Linked DNA regions of Homo sapiens: region 1 is linked to region 2. The links are chromatin contacts, found by Hi-C or POLR2A ChIA-PET in ENCODE. All regions are on one chromosome and are shown on one strand. Each heading gives the region's core, a stretch centred on a gene start or an enhancer-like site at or near the end of the contact. The rest is flanking DNA. Distances are from core to core; before and after follow the strand shown. Region 1 holds the start of IFT122 (intraflagellar transport 122). Region 2 holds the start of DNAJC13 (DnaJ heat shock protein family (Hsp40) member C13).

What was found. A loop is a pair of places that touch in the nucleus more often than their neighbours do. ChIA-PET counts read pairs that join two places held with the same protein, here RNA polymerase II (POLR2A). Pooled maps may share reads with other maps.
Region 1: a loop to region 2 is called in a map of naive thymus-derived CD4-positive, alpha-beta T cell, with 29 times the contacts of the local background. The contact joins the promoter of IFT122 here to the promoter of DNAJC13 in region 2. A Hi-C loop is called at or near these places in 2 of 168 maps with a recorded cell type or tissue (both naive thymus-derived CD4-positive, alpha-beta T cell) and 13 of 50 pooled maps. POLR2A ChIA-PET finds 5 or more read pairs at or near these places in 1 of 52 experiments (common myeloid progenitor, CD34-positive).

The regions. Positions count from the first base shown.
Region 1 is chr3:129,438,737-129,443,693 of GRCh38, reverse strand. It overlaps IFT122 (intraflagellar transport 122), which reads right to left and starts at 3,470. Exons shown (of 30, transcript NM_052989.3): 1 at 3,323-3,470. The coding sequence starts at 3,363. MBD4 (methyl-CpG binding domain 4, DNA glycosylase) reads left to right here and starts at 3,746. Exons shown (of 8, transcript NM_001276270.2): 1 at 3,746-3,964. The coding sequence starts at 3,861. RefSeq lists enhancers at 2,467-2,516, 2,917-2,966, 2,997-3,046, 3,197-3,406, 3,607-3,746 and 1 more.
Region 2 is chr3:132,415,176-132,420,833 of GRCh38, reverse strand. It overlaps DNAJC13 (DnaJ heat shock protein family (Hsp40) member C13), which reads right to left and starts at 3,332. Exons shown (of 56, transcript NM_015268.4): 1 at 3,074-3,332. RefSeq lists enhancers at 2,468-3,003, 2,943-3,092 and silencers at 3,123-3,262, 3,543-3,642.

The DNA of each region.
Region 1 (4,957 bases), core at 2,221-4,720, 3.0 Mb after region 2:
TATTATCTTGCCTTGCCCCTTTAATTATAGTCATACACAATTTGAAAGCAATGGCCATGTTCTACATATTTGTGGACCCACAGTGCATGGCACTGTCCTAGACATGTAATAAATATAATTATGAAATCACCAGAAACTCAGAATTGGAAAGGACTCTAGACCTTGTCATGCAGTCCATCTGGCCCATCAGGGCAAGAATTCCTTATAGATGGCCATCTAGCCCCTGCTTGAACACTCCAGGGCTGGGAGCTCACTCATTTGCAGGCAGTCTATTCTACTGTAGGATGGTTCTCTCTCCACCTGCCTCTTTTTATAAAAGAGATACACTGTCAGAAGACACACTGTCAGATTCCATTGCAGAGATACAGAGGAATCCTGCAAATTGTCCTCTGACAACCCTGCACCCACCTCACTGTAAACCAATGTCCCACAGTGCCTCTCCAATTCCTGCATCATCTGACCCAGCCCCACTTACTCATTTTGTAATCTTAGGTAACTTATGTCACCTCATTAAATCTCAATTTCTTCATCTTTAAATGAGATGAAAATTCCAACCTCACATGTTGTAGAGATTAAACATGATAACACCTATAAAGACATGTGGACATGTGGCCTATAGCAAGTACTCAGTAAATACTAGCTGGCATGAATGGAGAGTTACAGCAGATGCTAGCCTGATTGGAATACAGTGGGCTAGCCTAATAAGACATCCTGGTTGAGATGAACCTGGAGCTGTGCATTTAAAGGAGAAAACTAGGGAGTTCATAGAATAAGGGAGCATTTGGGAAGGATCTTCGGGTAGAAAAATAGAGTTTTCAGCTCAACCTAAAAGTATAAATTTAAATGTTGCAAGCCTGATGGGGAGGAGGGTCAGGAGGACCCTCTAGCAAAATGCACGACTTGACATGGAAAGTAATTGGGAATCACTCTAGGTTTATGAGAAGTAGAGTAACAGGATCACAGCAGCAGGTCTTAAAAAAACAGAGTTCCTGCTGCTATGTGAAGGTTAAAATAGAAGCAAAGGAGCAGACCGGGAGACAATGGCTGATTTGGATGTGGAGGACTAATCTTTGACATCTAGGATTTTTTTAGTTCTACTGTCTTTTTTTTTTTTGTTTAGTTTTTTGTTTTGTTTTCATTCTGGGCTATCAGCTGGTATATCTAGCAGCCATCAGGATTGATGGTCTATAGAACCCCTACATCCCTTATCCTAATAGGTTGTCTCAAATCTGTAATGGGCCAAAAACCAGAAAACCAATCTTTATTCATCATTCATTCACGTATGAATACATCTACCCACAGTATTTCGTTTTATATATATCTAGTATTTTATTACTATCCATAGTAACAACAACCACTGACCTGTCTCTAGAATAATTTGGAAACGAGTAAGACATAGCCATTGCCTTTAACGGGTTTATTAGACTTCTGAATTAAACAGATTTAAAAAATTAACTCTTATGCTCAACAGACTCTGGAAGTACCACAAGAGAGAAATGAACAAAATTCTGTGCCAGGGGTTGAAAACAGAGCAAATCAGGCTGCATTCGGCCAGCAAATGTTTTATTTGGCCCACACGGTGTTTTGTTTTTTTTTCAGAGTGGATGCTAACATTTAAAAATTAGGCCATTTCACATAAAAACCCAGATTCCTAGCTTCTGGTAAAAACAGGAAGAGCTGAGCACACTAGGCCAAATTCCTGCATGGTGGTAATTGGCAGGAGCTGAGCAGCAGCTGCCCCTTTTAGGCCGAGCATGAGCTCTGCAGTTTGCCACACTCTATTACTCTGACATTGAAGCCAAATGTTCAGTTGCCAGCTATCATCAGCTTGTGCTATAGGTACGTTTATAATAAAGTTAAAAGTAAAATGATTTTTTAAAACTCAAATCTCTATTAAAAGTACAAATGAAAGATTCACTGATACGGCTGTGTTTCAAGAAAAATGGGGTACAGAATACAAGACTATTCCTAGGGAAAACATACAATTCCTAGTGTTGAAGATGCAAATAAACATCTCCCATTTATGTTACCTGCCTGTCTCCTGCAGACATTTGAGTTTGCCACGTCTGTAACATAAGGAAAAATTAATGTAGTGGCTGAGAGCGTTGACGTTGGAGTGAGGAAGACCTGAGCTTGAAAGCTGGTTCCACCCCTCACTGTGTGACGCTGGCAAATTATCCACCCTCTCTGGGCTTCAGTTTCCTCATACATAAAATAGAGGAAATTATAGTACCTACCTTAGAGAGTGGTGAAGACACAACGAGATAAAGGATATGAAGTGCTTAGCCAGCACCTGGCACATAGTGTCAGCTACCACTAGTGCCGAACACAAAAGAGAGGACCCGTCTCCAACGTGAGCCTTGAAGGATGTTCAGGATTTCCGTGTGAGATGAGGAGAGACGGCATGCTTTACACAGAGAAAGATCTCAGAAGGGACAGAACCAAAGACAAGTAACCTGCTCCAGTGGCCAGAACAGAGGCTTCACAACAATGCTGAATGATTTTCAAAGTCAGGCCAAGACCTATCCCATAAGTAAGAATATGACAAAACAGACTGCTATGTTATAGATTTAGGCGATAACAATGGAATAGGACATTAAATAACTGAATCAAAAGGTGACAAAGTCATTCCCCTTCAGTTCTTTTTCAGACTTCCCAATTAGGAGAGCTTGTGTTTGGTGCTCATTTTGAGCACCTTTCTGATCATACCTGCCCATCTCCAGTTTTAGAGAAACGAGATCTCAGGTTTAAAGGCTCCCTAGCAACAATAGCTAGCTACAGCTTGTTCAGTTTTGTTTCTCCCTACTTTAAGTTTTACTTTTACACTTAGAGCAAGCGACGCTGATTTTATCTTAACATTTAGAGCAAGTGACACTGGTTTTCATAAATGGAGTAATAAAGTTTCCTTGTAAAATGTGAAATCATAATTAAAATAAATGAGACAATTTAGAGAAAAACGTCAAGAAAACAAGAGTATGGGTACTATGTGGATGTGGCAAGAACTGTGAAGCTTGAGCAGCTTCGTGCTGTCTCGTGGGTGTGAGATGAATCCAAGGCAGCGACAGGGCCAGACCGTGAGGGAAGAGCCGCCTCCACCCGCCACCACCTCAGGCGCGGCACCTCCCTTTGCCGCTCTCCAACCCTCGGGAGTTTCTCCAACCGCCAAGGGGCGGGAGGGCGACCCTGCAGTCTCCCAGGCCGGGGTTCAGTGCCCTCGGCCCAGGCAGCAAGCCCGCTGCCCCCCTCAAACACGCTGCAGCGGCTCGCGCACTCCCCGCGAGGACTCGACCTCCTGCTCTTCGCGAACCGCCCCGCTCCTCACCAGTGCTCGGCTTTATCTCTCCACGTCAACACGGCCCTCATCACGGCTTCCCTTACGGCTCGGGCTCCTCCTACCCGCCTCAGCGTCTGTCTCAGCAACCGCCTCACTAACGGTCGCCACTCCACAAGCCACTTTGGCTACCTGCGTTACCCCTGGCAACGTACATGCGCGGTAAGCTGAGTGCGAGGGCGCCTTGCTCCGAGCGCGCATGTCCGAAAGGGAAAGCCAGAAAAGCAGCAAAAGCAATGGTGGCACTGGAGCCCCTAAGGCGCCAGCGCAACCAGAGCGCGAGCGATTGGTCGGGGCGTGTGGGGGCGGTGCGTCTTCCTCGAGAATGGATTTGATTGGTGGAGCGTGGAAATGGCGGCTGTAGCCGAGGGGGCGGCCGGAAAGCAGCGGCGGCGTCTGGGGCGCTTTCGCAACATTCAGACCTCGGTTGCAGCCCGGTGCCGTGAGCTGAAGAGGTTTCACATCTTACTCCGCCCCACACCCTGGGCGTTGCGGCGCTGGGCTCGTTGCTGCAGCCGGACCCTGCTCGATGGGCACGACTGGGCTGGAGAGTCTGAGTCTGGGGGACCGCGGAGCTGCCCCCACCGTCACCTCTAGTGAGCGCCTAGTCCCAGACCCGCCGAATGACCTCCGGTAAGTTACTGTCCCCTTTTGGGCCTCAGTTTCACCACCTGTAAAATGGTATCGGGAGAGTGGACAGTGTGTGGGCCTTTCTAACCTTTGACAGAGGGTCGGCAGAAACCTCGAAGCCCACGGGTTTAGTTACTAGGGTCTGGAGCCCAGGTGCTCTTCCTGTGCGATCAGCCCTGGGGTGCGCTCGACTTCCTCATCTAAGATGACTAGGGAGACTGGGGGGGAGCCGGGAGGTTTTGTGAAAGAGGTCCCCTTGGGGTTGGAGGATCCTAGGAAGTCATTAGACTACGTGTGTGATAGGAGGTTAAGATTTACCTACTTTTTTCAAAATTTAATACTAAGAACTACTTTGAAAGAGGCATCACCTTCTTTTTACAGAGTCTTTTACCGAGACTTTGAGATGTTAAGTAACTTGCTGCTAAACTTACAGCTGGTAGAGCTGGAATTTGAGCCCCAGTCTCTTAAGAGTTTGTGCTGATTCCACCAGGCTTCAGTATTTTTATCTCTAAAATTGTAAACAATATCATTTCATAAGATCCATCCAGCTCCTCAAAATTATTTTACCCCAAATTACATCAGAAAACCTTGATTCTAATTCTAGTTCTTGCAGTTTCCCTATTTGTAGAAAAGAACTTGGGTTAAATGATCTCTCTAGACCCATCCACCTTTTACAATCTGTGGTTTAGTGATTAGGATACACTTTACTGAAATTTTTTTTTTAATTTTAAAAGTATGTTTTCATCATAGAAGACACATTGGAACTTTAATGAAGTTTTAGTTTAGTGGGTTTTTTTTTGAGATGAGGTCTCGCTCTGTCACCCAGGCTGGAGTGCAGTGGCACAATCATAGCTCCCTGAAGCCTTGACCTGCCGGACTTAAGCAGTCCTCCTACCCCGGCCTCCTTAGTAGCTGGGACCACAGGTATGCTCCACCACGCCCGGTTGCTTGTTTTTTTTTGTTTTTTTGGGTTTTTTTTTTCATTTTTTGCAAAGA
Region 2 (5,658 bases), core at 2,083-4,582:
CACGCCTGTTCTTTGTGAGGCCTTTGGTGAAGGGTTTGTGTTAATCTGGTTAGGAGTTGGACTTAGTTTATGATTTGTTTTTGCCATAGTTATCCTCAGTGTATTACAGCCTTCATGAATCTGCAGAACAGTTTGTCTCTCTGGTGGGCGATGGTTTACTAGAGCAATGCCTGTTTGATTCTTTGTGTTGTGCCTCTTTGCATAATCTTGTTCCTTTCCTAGTAGTATTTTGTGGGTTACTTGTTACTGAAAGCTTCTTAGCTTGGTGGCAGGGGGTTGGGGGTGGGGGATACAGTCTGATGTTCTGATTAAGTCTAAGTCAAACACTGTGTTCCTGAATCTCAGGAGGGCAGCACTCTCGGTTCTGTTGACCACTCCCGACTGCAGTTTTGGGCTCAGGGCCCCTCCTCCAGGCATAAGATTCTCTCCCACTTCTCATCTACCCCCTGAATGTTCACCAATGGGGCCAACAGAGATACCCTTCTCCCCAGAGATTAAAGCTTTTTTCCATAGAAGAGGCAGAGGGGAAGAATCACAGCAGTTTCTTGACCCTCTTAAAAGTTCTGTTGCTGTTCCTCTCCCTCTCAATCTGCACAGCAGACTCACCCAGGGTTCTTTCCAGTCTTTTCTAGTAGACCCAGGGAGGTTTGTGGATAAGAGTTTGCAAGATTGTGCATTCAGCTTTCATCATGCTTTTTGTCCAGTTGTGTCTGAAGACGGTAAACAGAAATTGACATCTACTCTCTGTAAGCACTGTCTCTCAAATTTTCAGCCAGTGGTTTTGCTCTGTGGACTCAGCTCTTTAATAGATTTCAAAAAAGTCATGAATTTGTAGTGTAGGTCTTTTTTTGTTGCAGAAGTGAGAGCAAAGCTTCTTTTTTTGTCTCAGGGCCAAAGCCAGAGGTAGTTACATTATTTATAAACTAAAGATAGCAAAGAAGGTGTTACTAATTATTTTTTATAAAAAGGGAGCCTTTATTGGGTCTAATAAAGTTGAGAAACACTGACTCAAGGAACTCTTTCAAAATATTAATAACTCCCCTTTAACTACTGCCATGTTTTACAGTGAACATTTAGGCCAAAACCTATTTGTAGCAACCAAATTTGTGCTGCAGTTTATCTGCACAGCCTTGTTTCAATTACTAATTTAAAGTACCTCAATCAGAAGCAGGGGAAAGGTATGTGTAGCAGAAACCTCATATTCACCTGTGTAAACAGAACTGGTTGAGGAATGAAGCCAAATTAGTTAAAACACATCTTTTCAATTTCAACCCTAATTTGGGACCTATTGAGAACCGGACTCCACTATCAACCTTTTAACAAATTTAATAAAGCCAGTATTGTTACAGTCCACCTGGGCAAGGCAACCATCTTCTATTTATTTGTGGATAAAGTTAAATTATTCCAAACAATTCATTCACTTATTAATATTTTATTTTTTAGCTTAAGTATTTTGTTTACAACTAAGCTTGTTAACAATATATAACATTAATATATTTTAGACTATTTATTACTACCACTTTAGAAAAAGAGGAATATTCATTGCCTCTCAGTGGAATACAAATGCTGATATTTTCCATGAACTGAACTCTAGCCTTAAGGTTCTTTACATTCTTATTTCTTAATAATCCTCTGACTCCTCTTTTCCTCCCTTAATATGTTCTACTTCCTGTTTTCAAACAAGGAGTATAATGTAATAATTTCTACACAAGGACGTGTGTTGCCTGAATGCATTGTGATACTAACAGCACAAGCCAAGTCTGAGATATAGTAGCTTAAAAAGCGTTTCACATTACACAAAATGTGAACAAGGTTTTACGTTATATGATAGATAAGCCAATAAAGTACTTTCCAAAAATCAAAGAACTGTGTTCTGGATACCGAATTTCTGACAAGTGGTTTCTATAAATTTATTTTTTTAAGGCAAATTCTGTTTCATACTCCCATAAACTCAAAGTACTGGTAATATATTATAAAACCTTATCACTGTAATTTTCCCTGCAGGCAGTAGTTTCAAACCTAGAAACCTATCAAGTCCATAAACTGAGAAAGAAAATATAGTAAGAAAGAATTACTGGGGGCAGGTTCTGAACTTCTACTTTTTTCCCCAAGACACTGTATTACAAAAGGCTCAACATAACTGTACACTATAAAGCCCTTCATAGAGGACGCAACAGCATCAGGTACAGAACCTCCTTTTTGAGGGAAATCAGAATAACGTAAAAGGGAAAAGCAGAGGGAAAATGAGAAATAATTACTTTGGGAGACCACCGCCACATTAGGGTGAAATCTTTACTTTTTTCCCCCCTCTAAGCAACGGACACAGGAAACAATCTTAAGACAAACGTGGTTAACGGAACACGCTACAAAAGGAGAAAATTTAAGGGAAGGCACTCTTAAACATAGTTAAGTATCAAGTGATTAACAGCCACTTCACTGAGCGTCTAAGTCCTACTTTACCCACTCCAAAGGCCACATTCAAAGATAAAATCACAGCAGCGGAGGAAAGGCCACGTGAATAAGCTGCCTTGCAGGAAGGAAAAGCCTTAGGGGAGAAAATGATTTTAGAAAAAGTACTGGAGAACAGACGACGCGGATGCTCATTTCCTAACAAAACGAAACAAAGCAAAGAAAGTCAGTCTGCAGGACTTGTTCGGAAGGAGGGTCGCTGACCCAAGGAAACAAGAGTTGCCGGCATCCAGCAGGAAGGGTGCTCAGACTAGGAGACTGGAAGGGAATCCCGAGGGCGGAACCCACAAGGGAATGAAGAGCCTGTGGGGTAAGGATATGTTAAGGCGAGTGGAGGAGCGTACTAGGTATAAAACAAGCAAAAAAAAGGGGTGGGGCTGGACAGGGCAGCGCCCTGAGCTAATGTCACTCAAAGCCGGGGGGGCGTCCAACGAAAGGAACCAGACCAGCAGCCTGGGGGAAGGGTAATCTGCTTCCTTAGCAGCTGCAGGCTGCAGCAGCCAAGACCACCCCGTTTTCCCTGCCCTGAGCCCCACAAAGTCCCCACGGCGTGGGAAGGGAGTAAGGCAGAGCCCCAGAGCCCAGTGCCCGGAGTCGGCTTTACCTTCGCGGGAGGCTGGAGAGGCTCCAGCCCTAGCTCCTCCCGCCGCCGGCTCAGCTTCCAGAGTGGGATGAGGCGCCCTCCGGCCTCCTCACCCTCACCACTTCCCCTTTCCCCCGCCGGGGCCCTGCAGCTCCGCTGCCGCGGGTTCCTGGTGCCGCCGCGGCGCTGCCTCCCCGCCCCCTCCGCCTCCTCCCTCTGCCTCTCAGAGTTTCACTCTGGAGGCCGCCATCTTCGCTCAGGCTTTGAGCGAGCGCGCTCTAATACGCCTGCGTCGCCACCGCCCAGGCTGTCACGAGACCCAGTCAGCTGATTTCAACTCTTCCGTCTTCTGCCCCGCCCTCCCCGTCCTCCCCGTCCCGATCGTTCTTTCCCTGAAATTCTGCTTTCCTCCGGCCAGCCCCCAGCAGCTACACATGCGCAGAGTAACGACACCGGCCGTGGGATTTGGATTCCACGCAGCGCGTCAGGGGGCTGGCGCCTCGGTGGGTGCTGAAAAGGACACGCCCCTGGGCGCGCGCGGGTGCCCATGACCACGCCCCTCCGGCGGGTGCCCATGACCACGCCCCTCCGGCGTGTGCCTTAGGGCCGCGCCCCTCCGCTTATGTCCTGCGGAGAGTAGGGTCGCAACCCGGTACTTAAGCTTTAAGTCCGAGGAAATCTTGTTTTAAATCACCTCTTTTTAGCTCTTGCCGTCAAGTGCCATGGAGCATCTGCGAGGCAGTCTGAAGCCTCAGCCTATCTCCTGGTTTGGCTGGATTGGGAGCCAGCAGGTTCATTTACTATTGAGACGTCCTGAACGACAGCAGAGCAGGGTTTAAGTTATGGATGCTCTGGAAGGTCTCAGAGACCAAATTCTCAGAGACGCCTAAGGCATTTGCAGGTGGGAATGCTGGAAAGATAGTTCTGGTAGCCCCATTTATTGTGTCCGGATCAAGTGTTTAGAAGTTTACTTAAAGCTGCTTAATCTTCAACTCTCTGAGATACGAATCATCCTCGTTTTGCAGATAAGTTGAGGCCCAGCCTCAGAGTAGTGGATTTCATGTTTGCACCCAAGTAATTTGAACCCAGAACCTGTGCCCTCTAGATAACCATCTTCCTGAACCTCACCTGAGAGGGAAGTCAGGGCAGTGAAAAGAGGGGATATTGGGACTAAAGGATTCGGCTAGAAATTATGTGTTATCTGTGGGCAATGGTTTAAATAAGAAAGGTCAATGTCCACTCCCAGATCTGAGCCGTAAAGACCACAGTTTAAAAATTAGTGATTAAAAAAAAAATAGTGATTCTGCTGCAGACTTCAGAGTAGAGGCAGTGTAGGGTGACCTGCATGGATACATTATTGTATAAGGGTTAAAGGTCTCTGATAAGGAGTTGAATACTCATTCTTCATGGCAGTCCTGAAATTGTGATTTCTTGGCGTCCCCTTCAGCAAGTTGGCTCATTTTATAGACAGCGATTGCAGGATGAAAAAATGTGGAAAAATGGTTTTTACAGACTTTACCTCTTGATTCTATTAACCCTTTGCCCTACCTTAGGGCGGAAAAAGACTATTTGTGTTTATCCTTAGACTTTTCTGTAATGCAGCAGTAAGATAAGGTGCATGTAAGGGAAGGTACTAGGAATAGCTGGGTGTGGGAAGACAGAACCCGAAATAGAGTAGGAAGGGAGGAGGAGGAAAAAGAAACAGGAGGGCTGTGTTAAGGGGCCTTATTGGCTTATCCCATGGAAACAGAAACGTGTTTATGTGGTTACAAAGCCTTCCAGTAATCCCAAAAGTAAATGTGGGGTATATTATTTCGATTTTAGAGAAGCAGCAGACCCAGAGAGTCCAGGAGACTTGCTAAAGGTGACCTAACTCCTAAAGGTTGAGCCAAGATTAAGACACAGGGCCTGCCTGTAACATCAAGGCCAGTGAACTGTTCAACCTCCACACTGCCTCTCTGTTCAATATTTGAGACCAATAAAATCAATTCTCGTGTTGAGAGGAGCCTTAGGCATCATGAATTGTCCCCATCCTCTGTAGTGCAAAATTGCCTCACAAGACATCTTTTTCCATTGCATTTTTATAAGCCATTTTCCTTGTATTCAGCCAACTTGCACTCTCTTCTATGAGTAGTTATTTTGTCTTTGTTTCTTGCTCTTTTCTTCTTGTATGTGACATTCATTTAAGCACTTATCAGTACAGCTTATCACCCTTTCCCACTCCCTCTCCCGTGCATATCCTTCTAACTACCCCTGCTACAGATACTCATTTTAAGAAACCATATTCAAAGTACTTTCAACCATTGTTCACAAGATGTAGTTTCAAGCCTTTTCACAACCACTGGTTGCTTTTAATTGGATCCATACAATTGGATCCTTCTTAAAATGCCACAACAAAATACAAGAGTCAGGGAGAGTAGGACTTGTCTCTTCTTTCCCTATTAGGTTAAATCAGTTGGATCCTTTCCCCACCCAACTCTTTTTTAAGAGTGACAAATGCACACTTCTTTTTCTGGATTTGTCTTTTTATTCATAATTAAAGTTTGCACTAGCGTTTCTGACACTTTCATAGTGCAGATGTATCAAATTTACAATCTAAATTATGT